2 separate regions of the Homo sapiens genome follow, and region 2 is linked to region 1. Evidence: chromatin loops called from intact Hi-C (ENCODE). Cell type or tissue: gastrocnemius medialis. All regions are shown on one strand. Links, peaks and the distances in the headings refer to the core of each region. The heading gives the core; the rest is flanking DNA. Region 1 has its middle 19 kb from the start of RNGTT. Region 2 has its middle 26 kb from the start of GABRR1.

Region 1 (8,497 bases), core at 309-8,308:
TTATTTTGTTTTTGTTTATGGCTGAGTAGTATTCCATGGTGTATATATATATTTCTTTTATCTACTCATCACCTGGTGGGCACTTAGGTTAGTGACACATCTTTGAAATTGTGAATTGTGCTACAGTAAACATATGCATGCAGGTGTCTTTTTGATATAATGACTTCTTTTCCTTTGGGTAGATATCCAGTAGTGTAATTGCTGGATCGAATGGTAGGTATACTTTTAGTTCTCTGAGAAATCTCCATATTCCATACTTGAGAAATTTTTCATAGAGATTATGCTAATTTACATTCCCACCTGCAGTGTATAATTGTTCCCTTTTCACCACATTCACACCAACATATATTGTTTTTTGACTTTTTAATAATGGCCATTCTGGCTGGGTAAGGTGGCAGATATCTCATTGTGGTTTTAATATGCATTTACCTGATGATTAGTGATGTTGAGCATTTTTTCATATATTTGTTGGCCATTTGTATCTCTTCTTCTGAGAAGTGTCTATTCATGTAATTTGCCCACCCCGTCTTCTTTTTGAGACAAAGTCTCGCTCTGTCACCTGGCTGGAGTGCAGTGGCACAATCATAGCTCACTGTAACCTTGAACTCCTGAGCTCAAGCAATCCTCCTGCCTCAGCCTCCTGAGTAGCTGGGACTACAGGCATAAGACACCACGTTGGCTAATTTTTTCTTTTTTGTAGAGAGAGGGTCTCACTATGTTGACCAGGCTGGACTCAAACTCCTGGGCTCAAGCAATTCTCCTGCCTCAGCCTCTCTAAGTGCTGGGATTACAGATGTGAGCCACTGAACCCAGCCATTTGCCCACTTTTTAATGGGATTATTTGTTTTTATTTTTGTTTTCTTGCTGATTTGTTTGAGTTCCTTATAGATGCTGGATATTAGTCCTTTGTCAGATGCATTGTTTGCAAACATTTTTTCCCATTCTGTGGGTTGTCTGTTTATTCTGATGTTTATTTACTTTGCTGTGCAGAAACATTTTAAATTCAATTAGATCCCATTTATTTTTGTTTTTATTACATTTGCTTTGGGGTCTTAGTCATAAATTCTTAGCCTAGGCCAATGTCCAGAAGAGTTTTTTCCTAGATTTTCTTCTAGAATTTTTATGGTTACAGGTCTTAGATTTAAGTCTTTAATCCAATCCATCTTGAGTTGATTTTATATAGGGTGAGAGACAGGGATCCAGTTTCATTCTTCTTCATGTAGCTATCCAGCTTTCCCAGCACCATTTATTGAATAGGGTGTCCTTTCCCCAATATATGTTTTTGTACGCTTTGTCAAAGATCAGTTGGTTGTATTTGGCTTTATTTCTGGGATCTCTATTCTGTTTCATTGGTCTGTGTATCTACTTTATACCAGTACTGTGCTATTTTGGTTACTGTAGTCTTACAGTATAATTTGAAGTCAGGTAATGTGATGCCTCCAGATTTGTTCTTTTTGCTTAGGGTTGCTTTGGCTATTTGGGCTCTTTTTTGATTCCATATGAATTTTAGGATTGTTTTTTCGAATTCTGTGAAAAATCATGTTGATTTTTTGATAGGAGTTACATTGAATCTATAGATTGCTTTGGGCAGAATGGTCTTTTTCACAATATTGATTCTTTCAATCCATGAGCATGGGATGTATTTCCATTTGTTTGTGTCATCTATTATTTCTTTCAGGAATGTTTTGTAGTTCTTGTAGAGATCTTTCACCTCCTTGGTTAAGTATATTCCTATTTTATTATTACTTTTTTGCAGCTATTATAAAAGGGATTGAGTTTTTTATTTGATTCTCAGCTTGGTCCTTGTTGGTGTATAACAGTGCTACTGATTAGTGTACATTGATTTTGTAACCTGAGGCTCTACTGAATCAATTTCCTATCTAAAAGTCTTTTGGAGGAGTCATTAGAGTTTTCTGTATCATTGGCAAACAGAGATAGTTCAGCTTTCGCTTTTCCAATTTGGATGCCCTTTATTTCTTTGTCTTGCCTGATTGCTCTGGCTAGGACTTTCAGTACTATGTTGAATAGAAGTGATGAAAGTGAGCATTCTTATCTTGTTCCAGTTCTTAGAGGGGATGTTTTCAACTTTTCCTCATTCAGTATAATGTTGGCTCTGGGTTTTCCACATATGGCTTTTATATTTTTTTAATTTATTTAATTACTTATTTATTGTTGTAGAGACAGGGTCTCAGTTTGTTGCCCAGGCTGGTCTGGAACTCCTGGCTTCAAGCAATCCTTCTGCCTTCAAGCAATCCTTCTGCCTTGGCCTCCCAAAATGCTGGAATTACAAGTGTGAGCCACTGTGCCCAGGCTTTTATTATTTTCGAGGTAGGTTCCTTCTATGCCTAATTTGTTGAGAGTTTGTATTATAAAGTAATGCCTGATTTTAATGCTTTTTCTGCATCTATTGAGATGATCATATTGTTTTTGTTTTTAATTCTGTTTATGTGGTGCATTACATTTATTGACTTCCATATGTTGAACAATCTCTGCATCCCTGGGATGAAACCCCTTGATCGTGGTTAATTACCTCTTTGATGTGTTGTCGGATTCGGTTTGCTAGTATGTTGTTGAGGTGCCAAGGAATTTAAATTTTTCCATAGCATGCTTTCAAATCTTGTTAACTCAGAGTCTGCAGGCATTCCCTCACTGATCAGTGACTTCTAAAGGCCCAAATTCATGTCTGCACATCAACTCATTAACAAGGTCTCAATATGAAATAACTCCAGTTCCAGGGCTGCAAAGTACAGCCAACACTGAACAGGTTCCTAATGTAGAGATCTGATTCTCCAGCCACAAACCTGTGTGCAAAAACATTGCATCTCTTTATTTTATTTTATTTTATTTTATTTTATTTTATTTTATTTTATTTTATTTTATTTTTTTTCAGACAGAGTCTTGCTCTGTCGCCAGGCTGGAGTGCAGTGGCATGATCTCGGCTCACTGCAACCTCCGCCTCCTGGGTTCAAGCAATTCTCCTGCCTCAGCCTCCCAAGTAGCTGGGACTACAGGCACGTGGCACCACGCCCAGCTAATTTTTGTATTTTTAGTAGAGACAGGGTTTCACCATGTTGGCCAGGATGGGCATCTCTTTATTTTCTATAAATCAACTTAATCTTGATTCTGAGTCCCCTTCTTGCTAAACAGGGAGGAAATTTCAGTTCTGGCATTTTTTTTTAATTTTTTGAGACAGAGTCTTACTCTGTTGCCCAGGTTGGAGTACAGTGGCACGATCTTGGCTCACTGCGACCTTTGCCTCCCAGGTTCAAGGAATTCTCATGCCTCAGCCTCCTGAGTGGCTGGGATTACAGATTACACCCAGCTAATTTTTGTATTTTTAGTAGAGATGGGGTTTTGCCATGTTGGCCAGGCTGGACTCAAACTCCTGACCTCAGGTGATCCTCCCACCTCAGCCTCCCAAAGTGCTGGGATTACAGATGTGAGCCACCACGCCCAGCCCTCAGTTCTGGCATCCTTGGGGCTTCCTGCCCTACCCTATCCCTAGAGTTATATATTGGTTCTGAGGGCTCAGACAACACATTTCCAAGAAGCAGGTAAAGGGAAAGGTTGCCTATTATCACTGACCATCCGGTCATATAGCTTGCGCTGATCCTTTTTGTGGCTCCCTCAGGTCCAGAAGCTCTCTTCTGCTTCTCAACCAACCACACTGTGGGAAAAGGCAAGTTTTGTAGGACTGGAAACCCTGTTGCTCAAGCCTTCTCTTTCTAGATACACCTATAATCATTCTTCTCCAAGGCTCTGCAAAGGAGCGGGGCCTGGAATCCCAAACTCTAGGGTAATGTCCAATACATTGCTTCACTAAGCAGACAATCCCAAAGGAAGCATTAAATTAGTACATGTGGCTGGATAATGTTTTGATAAATTAATTTTTTTAGAGCTTGATGACAGAATGGACATACCAAATAAGGGAAAAATCAAAGATGACTCCAATCTTTCTGTTCTAAATAGGAAGTCCTCTAACTTTCTGATCATCTCCAGGAACTCTAAGCCTGTTATTTTATGCAAAACAAAAAAATCAAAAATGTGTATATGGGATCATTTCCCCTGAATAGTGAGAAGTTGAATGTATTTTTGTTTAAACATAAAACTAGAATTCTCCATAATTTTACAGCTGAAAACTGAGCCATATATATGGTCACTAGGTGGAGCTAAAAACCAGATAATCCAAACTCTCATTGCTTTGGTAACCAAGAAAGTGGGTCAGTGAGTCAGGTTCTTCTATTACACATGTGTGTGCCTATTCCAAATGTTGGGTTTGGCCCCGCTTCACCAAACTCATAATAATAGAGGTCAGCCTAACCTACCACGTAATTAAATAACAGTGACTAGCAGGGTACCTCTGCCTATCCAGCTTTTATATAAGTTTCTTTACTGGAAAATACTAAAGATTGAAAGGAAAACAACTGCTTTCTGAACGCTACTGTCAAGGCACAAAGGTTTTCAGAGATAATAACTCTGTTTCTGTGTGCAATACAAATTTAATTAAAAAATTAATTCTACTGTTTGAATTATGTGGAACACTATCTTTTCACTTGATAATACAATTTTGTGTGTGTATTGTGCCTTACATATATACATATATATATACACACACACATATGTATATTTTGAGACCAAGTCTCACTCTCTCACCCAGGCTGGAGTGCAGTGGCATGATCTCTGCTCACTGCAACCTCTGCCTCCTGGGGGTTCAAGCGATTTTCATGCCTCCCTAGTAGCTGGGACTACAGGTGCCTGCCACCACGCCTGGCTAATTTTTGTGTTTTTAGTAGAGACAGGGTTTCACCATGTTAGCCAGGCTGGTCTTGAGCTCCTGACCTCAAGTGATCTGCCCACCTCGGCCTCCCAAAGCTCTGGGATTACAGGCATGAGCCACCACACCCGGCCTAATCCTCACAGTTGTATGAGGTAGACATTGCTATCATCTCCATTTTATAGATGAGGAAACCAGCTCAGCGATAGGTTCAATAACTTGCCCCAAGCCTCCCAACCAGTAAGCCAAAGAACCAGGCTGCGAGAGGGTGTGCAATGCTGGAACTTGCCAGCAGAGGCAGGAAATCTTTGTTCTAATCCAAACTGGGATTTAAGTGTGTCAGACCTTAAGGGGGAAAAAAATCACCCTTCAAGTCTTGAGTTTTCATTTGAAAAATGAATAGTTGGTCCCTATGGTGGTGCACTTTAAACTTAAATGCAGTCAATCACCTGGATTGCATTGAAATGCAGATTCTAATTAAATAGGTCTGGCATGAACCCAAGATACTGCATTTCTAATAAGCTCTGGGGCCATGACGATGCTGTTGTTTGGAGGACCACGCCGAGAACCCTTCCTCTTATGGGAGGCTAATAACTAACTTCTGCAAAGGAAAAATATCTCCCCAAACTAAGAAAAGGGCAAACCATATATCTGCATCGATGTCTGCAATTTGAGATATTCACTGACAGCTATCTATTTGAAAGCAGAACTTTGTTGCTTGGTACAGATCTGTATTTGACATCATTCTATGCTTCTAAATTAATTGGAGTCTATCAGATCCTTTGGGAGAATGAAGCTTTGTTATTCCAGTCATCAGCCACCAGTATATCCTTATCATTTGTGTTTTAGGCCAGTTGTTTTTTATTCTTGATTGATAGCACACTTGGCATCTCAGGCAGAATCACCCCACATTTCCTATGTAGCATCTGATATGAAGCTGATGCTTTAAGTCTTTGCAACATGAAACCATCATTTTTACCTAATTACAGGCATCCTGTTTCCCAGGCAAATAACCTCTCTCTATACTGGATCACTCTTACTTCTTTGCAGATATCACTTGCTTGCTAGGGAGTTATTAAGTAAATGATAGCATGTGCTGAAGATCAATTTGTTTGAGAAATTTGCATTTACTCTATGTAGTACTTTACAATTTACAGAAGCATTTTCACCTATGTTAACTCATTTCATCTTTAAAAATGTAGTGAATTGGATAGGGAAGATATTATCTTTCTTATTGCAGATGAAAAGACCAGAAAGTTGTGACATACAGGAACACAACCAGTGTCTCCTGACTTTAAGTTTCAAGCACTTCTTACTGCACCACATTGCTTTCCTACTCATGGTTCAATGAGCGTATCATTTTGTGAGCAAAGAGCATGCCTAAGTTGTACATTAAAAATAGGGTGGCTAGGCGTGGTGCCTCATGCCTGTAATCCCAGCACTTTGGGAGGCCAAGGTGGGTAGATTGGCTGAGTCCAGGAGTCACAGACCCGCCTGGGCAACATGGCGAAACGCATCTCTACAAAAAAATACAAAAATTAGCTGGGCATGGTGGCGCACACCAAGATCACGCCACTGTACTCCAGCCTGGGTGACAGAGTGAGAACCTGTCTCAAAAAGAAAAGCCAGGTTGAGGGAAGAAGGAAGTGGAACGAGCTTGGGATCACCTTAGAAAAAACAAGGAAATAAGAGTAATAAATCAAGGCAAATTAATGGCCAGGGAAAATCTTAAGTTTCTGGTGACATATTTCAATACTCCAGGTTTTGGTTCTATAGAATCATAATCTCAAATATCATTGACTCACTTCTAGAATGGATATCTTAAATTGGGCCCTAGTTTTAGGCTCATATAAAGCACATTCAAGTCTAGTCCATTCAATCTATTCAAACATCTACTAAACTTTCTCTGTGTGAGGAATTTCAGGAGATACAAAGATTAAGGCACATTCTTGAACCATAAAAAGCCTATTATTAGTAGGGAGGGCTTACTTTAATTATTCATGTATTGGTTCACTTAAAAATATAGTTTAGCACCTTGCTATGTGCCAAACACTATCCTAGGTAGACAAGAACAACAATGAACAAGACAAGGGCCCTGACCTCAAGGACTTTACTTGGCCAGTATAGAATACGGGAAAAATAGTGGGGCCGCTGCCCAAGTTACCAAAGAATCACAGTGAAGGGTATCTATCCCAATCCTGAAGAGTCAAAACACAGTTCCCAGGAGGAAGGGACATTTAAGCTGGGCCAAGTTAGGGTAGGGGAAGGGCCATAAATGCAAAGGCCTAGGGGCTATGGTGAGCTGGTAAATGTTTAATAACTCTCTAGAGAGAAGCAAGAATGCCCTAATTTGTAGATTTTGCCAGTTTCCTTGATTTACTCCCACCATGACCTCACTGAACATGCAATTGGGAAGAGACATGCACCATACGCTCTCACACTCCCACACAAATCAACTCTAGAACACCACTGCTTACAGATAAAAGTATGGTACTTCTGGGCAATGTCAAGCCCATCTATAGAATGGGAACTGTGTGTGTGTGTGTGTTTGGGGCAGTGAGCAGGGGAGGGAGTGGAGGTAGAAAAGGGAATGGTGGGAGGGAAGGCTAGGGAGGGAGGGAACATGCCCACATGCCACTTTAAAGAGTTTGGACTTTATCTGGGGCTGTGCAACTTCATCAAGTAAACATGAGTCACTGAGGTAAATATGGAGTCATTGAATGGTTTTAAGGAAGGGGGTGACCTTGTTGAGAGTGATACCTATTGTTTACAGCAATAGCCTATTTTTCCCTTCTAGAGAAAGAGGATTTTGTCTGTTTTCATCCCAGCCATATCTCCAGTCCTTAGAACACAGCCTGCCATAACGTGACCTCTCCACAAGAAACAAGAGACTGCTTCCAGTGCTCTGGAGTATGAATGAGAAGTCATGAAGTCAACCTAGAGAGTGGAGACAGTGAGTGAGATAATATCTATAGCAAAGGGAGCAAGGAACTAAAGCAGCCACTGTCAGCTAACTTGAAGTCAAAGGGTTGATTCAGGGATTTTTTAATATAAAAGAAATGTGGCCAGGCATGGTGTCTCATGCCTGTAATCTCAGCACTTTGGGAGGCTGAGGCAGGAGGACTGCTTGAGCTCAAGAGTTCTAGACCAGCCTGAGCAACATGGCGAGACCCTGTCTCTATTAAAAAACAAAAATAAATAAATAAAAGAAATAAGTCAGGTGCAGTGGCTCACACCTGTAATCCCAGGACTTTGGGAAGCCAAAGCGGGTGGATCACCTGAGGTTGGGAGCTCACGACCAGCCTGACCAACATGGAGAAACCCCATCTCTACTAAAAATACAAAATTAGCCAGGCATGGTGGCGCATGCCTGTAATCCCAGCTACTCGGGAGGCTGAGGCAGGAGAATCGCCTGAACCCAGGAGGCGGAGGTTGTGGTGAGCCGAGATCATGCTATTGCACTCCAGCCTGGGCAACAAGAGCGAAACTCCATCTCAAAAAAAAAAAAAAAGAAAAGAAATAAATATAAAAGAAATTTGATTACATTTAAGTGACTATGACAAAAAGCCAGTGGAGAAAAGAGGGAATAACTGATTAAACAAACTTTACTAATGCTTTAAAAATAATATTAAATGCATTTAAATAACTATATACCACACAATTTAATTAAAAAATAAATAGAAATTTAAACTACAATTTAATTAATATAAACAAATTTAATAA
Region 2 (8,497 bases), core at 230-8,229, 260 kb after region 1:
AGCCCACCTTTCTTTGCCCTACTGTATAATACTTGAACTGACTCTATAAACCACATTTCTACTTTGCCAGTCAATACAATGCTGGGTGCTGCCAGTAGAGGGTGCAGGATGAAGTCTACAAGCCTGGAAGAGGGAGAAAAGAATCTTTTTTTCTATTTTTTTTTTTTTTTTTTTTTTAGTGGCAGGAAGGGGCACAGTGTGCAGCTATTTCCTGTGGTGTTCTTCAAAGCAGCTGAGGTCCTTATGGTTCCAGCAAGCAGCCCCCTGCAAGTTTCTTCTTCCCCGCAGTGGTGAATAGCGTGTTCCTGCAGGAGTCACGCCTTCCCATCAGAGCATTGATCACAGACCTTACAGGACCTCCTCCAGATTTCCAAGTTCCTTCCTTGTTCTTCTCTCAGCCCTACAGGTGTTCTCTGCAGTTGTTCCCTCTTCTACACCTTTTAAAAGTTATCTACCTTGTGCATAGTTAACAACTCCTTCTATCAAATGTTCTCTATTGAAGTCACTCCACTGGTTTCTGCCTCTCCACTAGATCTTGACTAGGCTCCCTATTTTATTCTCCCCAAAATACACTCTTTATTTTATTCTCCAGAGAGTAGCCAGAGTGACTTATTTTTTCATTTGGGTCCCACTGATTAAGAGAATGAAAAATAGGCTCTAAGATGCATGAATCTCCATTCCCTGCTGATACATTTCTGTGGTTTCCCAATGCACTTGGAATAAAAGCTAAACTCTATCTTAGCCTCAAGACCTCTATCCAACTTCCCAAATTTATCTGACTTTCTTGTCCTATCTCACAGTACTCCGACACTGTGCTAGATGTGATGGTTTCCTGCTGGGATGGTTGGTTTAATGTGTCAACTTGGCTAGGTCATAGTACCCAGTTATTTAATCAAACACTAACATGGATCTAGCTGTGAAAGTATTGTGTAGATGTGGTTAGCATCTACAATCAGTTGACTTTAGGTAGAAGGAGATTACCCTCAATTATGTGTGTGGGCCTTAGCCAATCAGTTCGAAAGCCTTAAACGCAACAAAACTGAGGTTTCCTGGGCGAGGAAATTCTGCCTTAAGACTACAGCAATAGCCGGGAACAGTGGCTCACGCCTGTAATCCCAGCACTTTGGGATGCCGAGGCGGGTGGATCACGAGGTCAGGAGATCGAGACCGTCCTGGCTAACACCATGAAACCCTGTCTGTACTAAAAATACAAAAAATTAGCCAGGCATGGTGGTGGGCGCCTGTAGTCCCAGCTACCCGGGAGGCTGAGGCAGGAGAATGGCGTGAACCTGGGAGGCAGAGCTTGCAGTGAGCTGAGATAGTGCCGCTGCACTCCAACCTGGGTGACAGAGTGAGACTCTGTCTCAAAAAAAAAAAAGAAAGTATTACAGCAATAGCCCAAGAGTTGTAGCCTACTGGCCTGGCCTGCAAATTTCACACTTGCCAGCTCCTAAAATCACATAAGCAATTCCTTGAAATAAATAAGCAAATAAAGTAGGATATATAGCATATATAATGTATATGATTTTATATACATATACATACAACCTACATATGATGCTATACCTGGGCACCTCAGACTAGCCCTGGGGGCCTGCCTGGAGCTCTGCTCCCCACTTTGCTGGCTTGGCTTTGCTCATTCTTTAAATCTCAACCAAAGCTCTCCCTGACTGTTCTACCTAAGTAGATTTTACATCTGTTATTTGCTGTCACTTCAATTTGTTCTTTTCCTTTGAAGCATGTCTAACTACTTTTTTATTGTTGGTCTCCCCAAGGCTTTAATAATCAATGAGACATATTTATTTTGCTCACCACTTAGAACCTTGCCTGGCTTACAGTAGGTGTTCAATAAATATTTAACGAATGAATAAATTAACCTATCAAATGCCTAAAGCTTTTATTTCCTAAAAAGGAAATGCATAAATACATTTAAATTTTTTCTGAGTTTAATTCTGAAGTATTTTCAAAATATAGGAAACAATTTCAGATGTCCATATATTCCTACATTTTAGGAAAAACGTCAACAAGGGTTGAAATAAAAAGTATTTCTGATTAGCATTGATTTCATTTTTAAAAACCCAATACCATAATTGCCCCAATTTTTCTCACCTTGAAAAGTCTATCTAAACCCAAACCATTATGTGAAGCTCATCTCCTCCATAAAATAACCTCTCCTGACCACAGTAGCTCACTGGGAGCTCTCTTTGTCCATGTACCAGTGGTATTTATTTTGTACCACATGACTTTAGGGTTTAATTATTTGCTGCCTAAAATATTTGGCTACTGTTTCACATATTCCTTGTTAGTCCTCTTTCTCAAAGGACAATCTAAATGGCATCACTGTATTTTATTCATCTTTTTATTACAGTCAGCACCCAGAATAACACTTTGTACACTATTGGATGAAAAATTACATTTCTTTTTGAGTTCTTATTTCTCACCATTTTTTGTTTTTGAAACGGAGTTTCGCTATTGTTACCCAGGCTGGAATGCAATGGGCATGATCTCGGCTCACTGCAACCTCCACCTCCCGGGTTCAAGCGATTCTCCTGCCTCAGCCTCCCAAGTAGCTGGGATTACAAGCGCCCACCACCACACTTGGCTAATTTTTTTGTATTTTTAGTAGAGATAGGGTTTCACCACATTGGCCAGGCTGGTCTTGAACTCCTGACCTCAGGTGATCCACCTCCCTTGGCCTCCCAAAGTGTTGGGATTACAGGCGTGAGCCACTGCACCCGGCCTATTTCTCATTGTTGATCAAATAATAAACATCTCCTGCTTAAAGGCCTGGCTCACAAAAACCCACAAATAATAAATGTCTTACAACTACTCAGACCAATTATCTGGTGACTCTCTGAGCAATCCATTAAATACTTGACCAAAATCCTTCTTAGGAAGTTGGGCACTTTAGTCTCCTTCCAATGAGGCAACCCCTACTTCTTACTTTTGCTAGCTCTTTCCACCAGGAGCCATAAGTGATTTTTAAAATGTAATCTCCAGTTTAAATTAGAGGTTATAAATATGAACTATCAATGAAGAGTCAGTAAGAATATATAACGTGCCTTGACTGCTGTTTCCAAATGCCCTAGTGGCTTTTGTGATCAAGAGACACAAACTCATTTTGGAAGCATAGCTGAATTTGTAATGGCCTTCAGCCATGTACTTTCTCCACCAAGGGGCATTAAAATCATGACTACCATGATTTGATGGAAAAGGGAAGGAAGGAAGGAGGGAAGGAAGGAAGGAAGGAAGGAAGGAAGGCAGGCAGGCAGGCAGGCAGGCAGGCATGCTCTTCATATTGTAAACCTTTAAATTAAAATGCATATCCTGTGGGAAAGTGCAGTCCTGTCTCCCTCTGCTGGAATCATAGTAAAAATTGTTTAAGGCAACCTTTTCTTCATTTCCAAGCCTGCCTTTGATTGAAATCCATAGGCTTCTAGGCTCAAATACAGACTCACAAGAAGTCCCCAGGCTTCTTTTTGATCAAATTCGATATGCTTGTCAGGTTTCAGGGACGTCACTAGGGGCAGATGTGGTGGTGAAAAAAGGAAATGTTGTGAGATCAATTAGGCTTAAAGCCACGGTGGCAGTAAGAAGCCCTTCATGGGGGCTGCTAGGATGGAAGAGGTGTGTGGAAATGGGGTCCCCTCAGCATGTTGTCTGAGGACTGAATACAAAATGCAAGGACTTCTTTTGTTGTGCCCCCCAGCAAATCCAACTGCCTTGGAATAATAATAGTTTGCAATTGAATGGTGCTTTGGCATTTACAAAACATTTTCACATCAGTGATTTCATTTGGCCCCAAGAACAAGCCCTTGAAGTAGGCATAGCAGGTTACTACCTCCACTTCCTTGAGGAAGCACCTGAGGCCCAGAAACATAAAGTCATTTGCCCCAGGACACATGATTAATAGATAGGAAAACCTGTGCTTTTGATCCCGGGCTTGGGCTTTTTTGTGAGCTCTGTCCTCTCCTGCCCCTTCCTGAAATGGCTGATCTGTAAAATGATTTTATTTGTGACACATTCTCCTTATTTACCATGTTGCCCAACAGGACATTGTGATGACAACTCAGATCTTTTAGTTAATTAATTCCAGATTCTTCCCTGCTAATTAGAGGAGCTGATTCATTGGAATGAAATAGAGGCTTGGGGGGATGACAAGAATAAATTCTTTGAATGAGAAGCCACATTAGAAACTGTCAACTCTTGAAGAAAAGAAAGAGTGTGATTTAATTTTGTGATAAAATACACAACACACTTAAATTGAACTCATGAGTAAAGATACAATAGGAAGAACAACATAACACAAGTTGTGTGATTTAATGTATTACTATTTAACTTTTTTCAGCATGTGATTGTCTTGACTCACAGAGTAACTTTGATTGCATATAATTTCTTAAAATAAGTTAATATAAATTTCACTGTCTTTTAATCTATTGAAAAATGAAAACAAAATAAGCTTCAGAGTGTTTTCATTCATCTTCATTTTTTTTTTTTTTTCAGATTATTTGGTTCTTTGCTTTAAGGGAAAGAGAAAACACGGGCTCTTTATGAACCAGTGGAACTAATTTTTGTGGACTTCTGCCTTGTGAGGCTTAGGGCTGGGCTTTCCCTAGGTTATGCTTTCCCTAGGGGCTTCTGAAGTCACCATGAATCTTGCTCCATAACCTGGGCCCAGGAGAACATCCAGGGCAGCTTGGATGTGACTATAAATCACAGGTTTGTGGGGATTGCAGCTGATCGTTGATGGCATGAACTTACCTTAGGCATCTTTAAGAATCATGACTATTTTAGGTGGGATAGATGTTGGGGCTCCTCTAAGTTAATCTACCTCATTTACCAACAGCGAACTCATTCAGATGGGTTATTCAGTGTTGTTTGCTTTCCCCAAGTGGCTATAAAGTTGTAGGAGCTTCTTGTTTTTTATTAGTACCATTTAGGTACAACTGGTAATTTCCTGTCCCTTTCAGTCAATGCTGGAGATGGAGCCAGCCGATCTCTAGTGATGTGGTCTTTGGGGCTGTGACCTCTGCTTCTAACTGTTCTGTAGAAAATGCTAAAGTTGGCAATGCAGGTGGTTTTCTCAGTTGGTTCTTCTTGAGTTGAATATTCAGTAGTTTCTGGAGTTGCTGAGTGAAATTTCACCTAATTTAGAATTTCCATAGCTCATGCTCTGAAACCTCAGTAATCGGGACATGCAACTTTTAGAAAACCAGAATTATTTTGCTTAAAAAATGTTTTGCTTTCTGGTCAATTTACAGGTGTTAACTAGTGGTCCCTAGTTGTTTTAAAATAGAAAAGAAGGAAATAGTGCTCTCTCCATCCCCACGTGTCCCTACCCAGTCATGCAAGGTACCTCTCCAGTCTGGTTACCATAGCCTCTCAGGCAAAAGGAGGCAAAGCCTGAGGCACCAGAGAAGTCTGTAAGGAGCAAGGCCAAACTGTCCAGGCAGTGAGGACAGAGATTGACCTTGGATATGGGAATGCTTCCTTCTTAGCAATCAAAGCCAAAGGGTATTTCCCACCTCAGTTGAACACCATGTTGCACGTCCTGGGAAAGACAGCCTCATACAGGAGCTCATGAGATCTGCTCTATCAGGTTGGCGGTTCTAGTTGTCCCATAAATACAAAGATTGGTATAGTGTGCACGAAGCATATGGCTTACCCAGCCATCTCATTACAAACCTCTAGAAGACCAAAATGGAAAATCATTAACATTTTATGCAAAGTTTCAGCATCTTCTGTTATTTCTAATGGGTAACACTCCAAAGAATTTGAAGATAGCACAATCCTCCCACAAGTAAGCAAAGGCTGTGGATGGAGAGAGTTACTATAATGTAGGGATGCTACTCAGAGGTACGACAACATCTTCTTAGAAAGACAGACAGCACAATAGTAGCAGCTCAGACTTCAGCCAGTTCTGTCTGTGTTCAAATCCCAGCTTGGCCATTTATACCTGCGTGGACTCTGGAAGGGAAACCTGTCCACGCCTCAAGTTCCTCATTGTGAAACTGGATGATAGCAATAATACTTACTTCTTAAGGAGGTAAACAAGTTAATAAATGTAAAATGCTTAGAATCATGCATTACATGGGTAAAATGTTTGCAGTGGGCTAAATGTTTGTGTCTGCCCCCAACCAAATTCTAGGCTGAAACCCAAATTCTCAATGTAATGGTATTTGGAGGCAGGACCCTTTGGGAGGTGATTAAGTCGTGAGGATGGAATCCTCACAGGTGGGATTGATGTCCTTATAAGAAGAGACATGAGAGAGATGATCTCTCTCTGCTTGCCTCCAAGTGAGGATATTGCTAACCAAGAAGAGAGCCTTCACCACACACTGAATCAGCCAGGGCCTTGATCTTGGACTCCCCAGCCTCCAGGACTATGAGAAACAAGTGTTCATTGTTTAAGCCACCCAGTTGATGGTATTGTGTTATAGCAGCCTGAACAGACTAAGATGAAGTTCTACAACAGTTGCTCAAGGGAAAACTGTGTGAATTTATCGTAGACAACATCACCACTTTGCACTTATACAGGACTTTAAGCTGACAAGTGCATTCCCATGCATTCACTCATTTGCTTCTCACAACTCTGTGAGTTAGGCAAGGTAGGAGTCAGCACCTCCATTTTACACATAAGGAAACAGAGTCCGGGAATTTTCTCCACTGTAAAATGGAGACATCAACAGCCCACCAGGAGCAACTCATCTACAAATTGTAAACATGAATTTTCAAACCAAGCCTATTTTCTTCATTTGATTGAATATTGGTAGATAACTTTTAAAAACTGCATGAACTTGTATTTTTTTGCTTCATCTTGGCAACTTCTTCCACAAATTCTTCACTTGAACTTCACAAAGGGTCTAGTTGTATATTCACCACCCCTGAGCTTCGTTCACGAGTAACTATCTTAGATGAGCATGTTTCTGTGCTAAGACATGCACAACTCACATAACACCTTCAGGATTTTATAAGATTAAACGTACGCCTGACTTAGGTATGACACCAAAAGCACAATCAACCAAAGAAACAGCAGATAAGCTGGACTTCACTGAAATTTAAAATTTTGCTGCTTCAACAGACACCATCAAGAAAGTGAAAAGACAACCAACTGACTGGGAAAAAATATTTACAAAGCGTATATCTGATAAGTATCTGATAATTATATCTAGAATACATAAAGAACCCCTACAACCCAATAATTAAAGACAACCAAACTTAAAAATGGGCAATCCGAATAGACATTTCTCCAAAGAAAATATACAAACAGCCAATAAGCTTATGAGAAGATGCTCAACATCATTAACAATCAGGGAAATGCAAATCGAAACCACAATGAGATACCACTTCATACCCATTAGAGTGGCTATAATAAAAGACAGACAGTAGTAAGTGTTGATGAAGATTCAGATAAATTGGAAGCCTCATCAATTGCTTGTAGGAATGTAAAATGGTCCACACTTTAGCAAATAGTCTGCTCCTCAAAAAGTTAAATATAGAGTTACCATATGACCCAGCAATTCCACTCTTAGATTTATTCCCAGGAGAAATGAAAAAATATGTCTACACAAAAACATGTACACAAATGTTCATGGCAGCATGATTCATAATAGCCAAAAATAAAAACAAACCAAATATCATAAATAACATGTGGTATATTCATACAATGGAATATTATTTGGCAATTAAAAAGGAATAAAGTATTGATACATGCCACAACATGAATGAACCTTGAAAACTTACACAATGTAAAATAAATCAGTCACAAAAGACCATACATTGCATGATTCCATTTATATGAAGTGTACAGAACAGGCAAATTTATAGAAACAGAAAGTAAATTAATGGTTACTTAAGGCTAGGGGAGGGGAGGAATGTGGAAATTGGGGATGAAAGGACAGGCAGTTTCTTTTTGGGGTGATGAAAATATCCTAAAATTCATTGCAGTAATGGTTACATGACTCTGTGAATATATTAAAAATCATTGAATTGTACACTTTAGATAAGCAAATTGTATGGCATGTGAATTATATGTCAATAAAATGCTTTCTTAAAAAAAATTCACTGACCTAGTTAATACCTAATAATTCTGCTCCTGGGTACGTGCTAGGAGAAATAGGAGCATATGTTTACACAAACTCTTGTACACAAATATCTGTAGAAGCTTTATTTATAAATACATTTATTATTTTAAAATCATTTTAAATAATTTATTGTAAGAAGATTTATTTCTCCAAACTGGAAACAACCCAAATGTCCATCAACAGAAGAATGGATAAAGAAATTCTGGTTATTCATACAATGGAATACTGCTCAGCAGCAAATCAAAATGAGCAACTGATACGTGCAACAACATGAATTAATCTAAAAAATGCTATGTGGAGTGAATAAAAGCCAGACATAAAAGAGTACATACCTCATGATTCCATTTATGTGAAGTTTTAGAAATGATAGAACCAATCTAATGGCGATGGATCTCAGAACAGTAGTTGTGAAG

Evidence for each region. Peaks named below come from ENCODE experiments on the same cell type or tissue, not always from the same donor. Only the 100,000 strongest peaks of a DNase experiment are listed, where the experiment ranks them.
Region 2: it touches region 1 in a loop (11-fold over the local background); 104 of 110 quality-filtered maps call a loop at or near these places.

The regions. Positions count from the first base shown.
Region 1 is chr6:88,978,683-88,987,179 of GRCh38, forward strand. No RefSeq gene overlaps it. Among named protein-coding and RNA genes, the nearest start is that of RNGTT, 19 kb to the left of the region's middle. In gastrocnemius medialis, for the core only: CTCF peaks have their summits at 4,148 (motif pointing right) and 5,070 (motif pointing right); DNase peaks (open chromatin) are centred at 4,279 and 5,045; H3K27ac peaks cover 664 bases.
Region 2 is chr6:89,239,406-89,247,902 of GRCh38, forward strand. No RefSeq gene overlaps it. Among named protein-coding and RNA genes, the nearest start is that of GABRR1, 26 kb to the left of the region's middle. In gastrocnemius medialis, for the core only: a CTCF peak has its summit at 3,366 (motif pointing left); no DNase peak of the experiment used is centred there.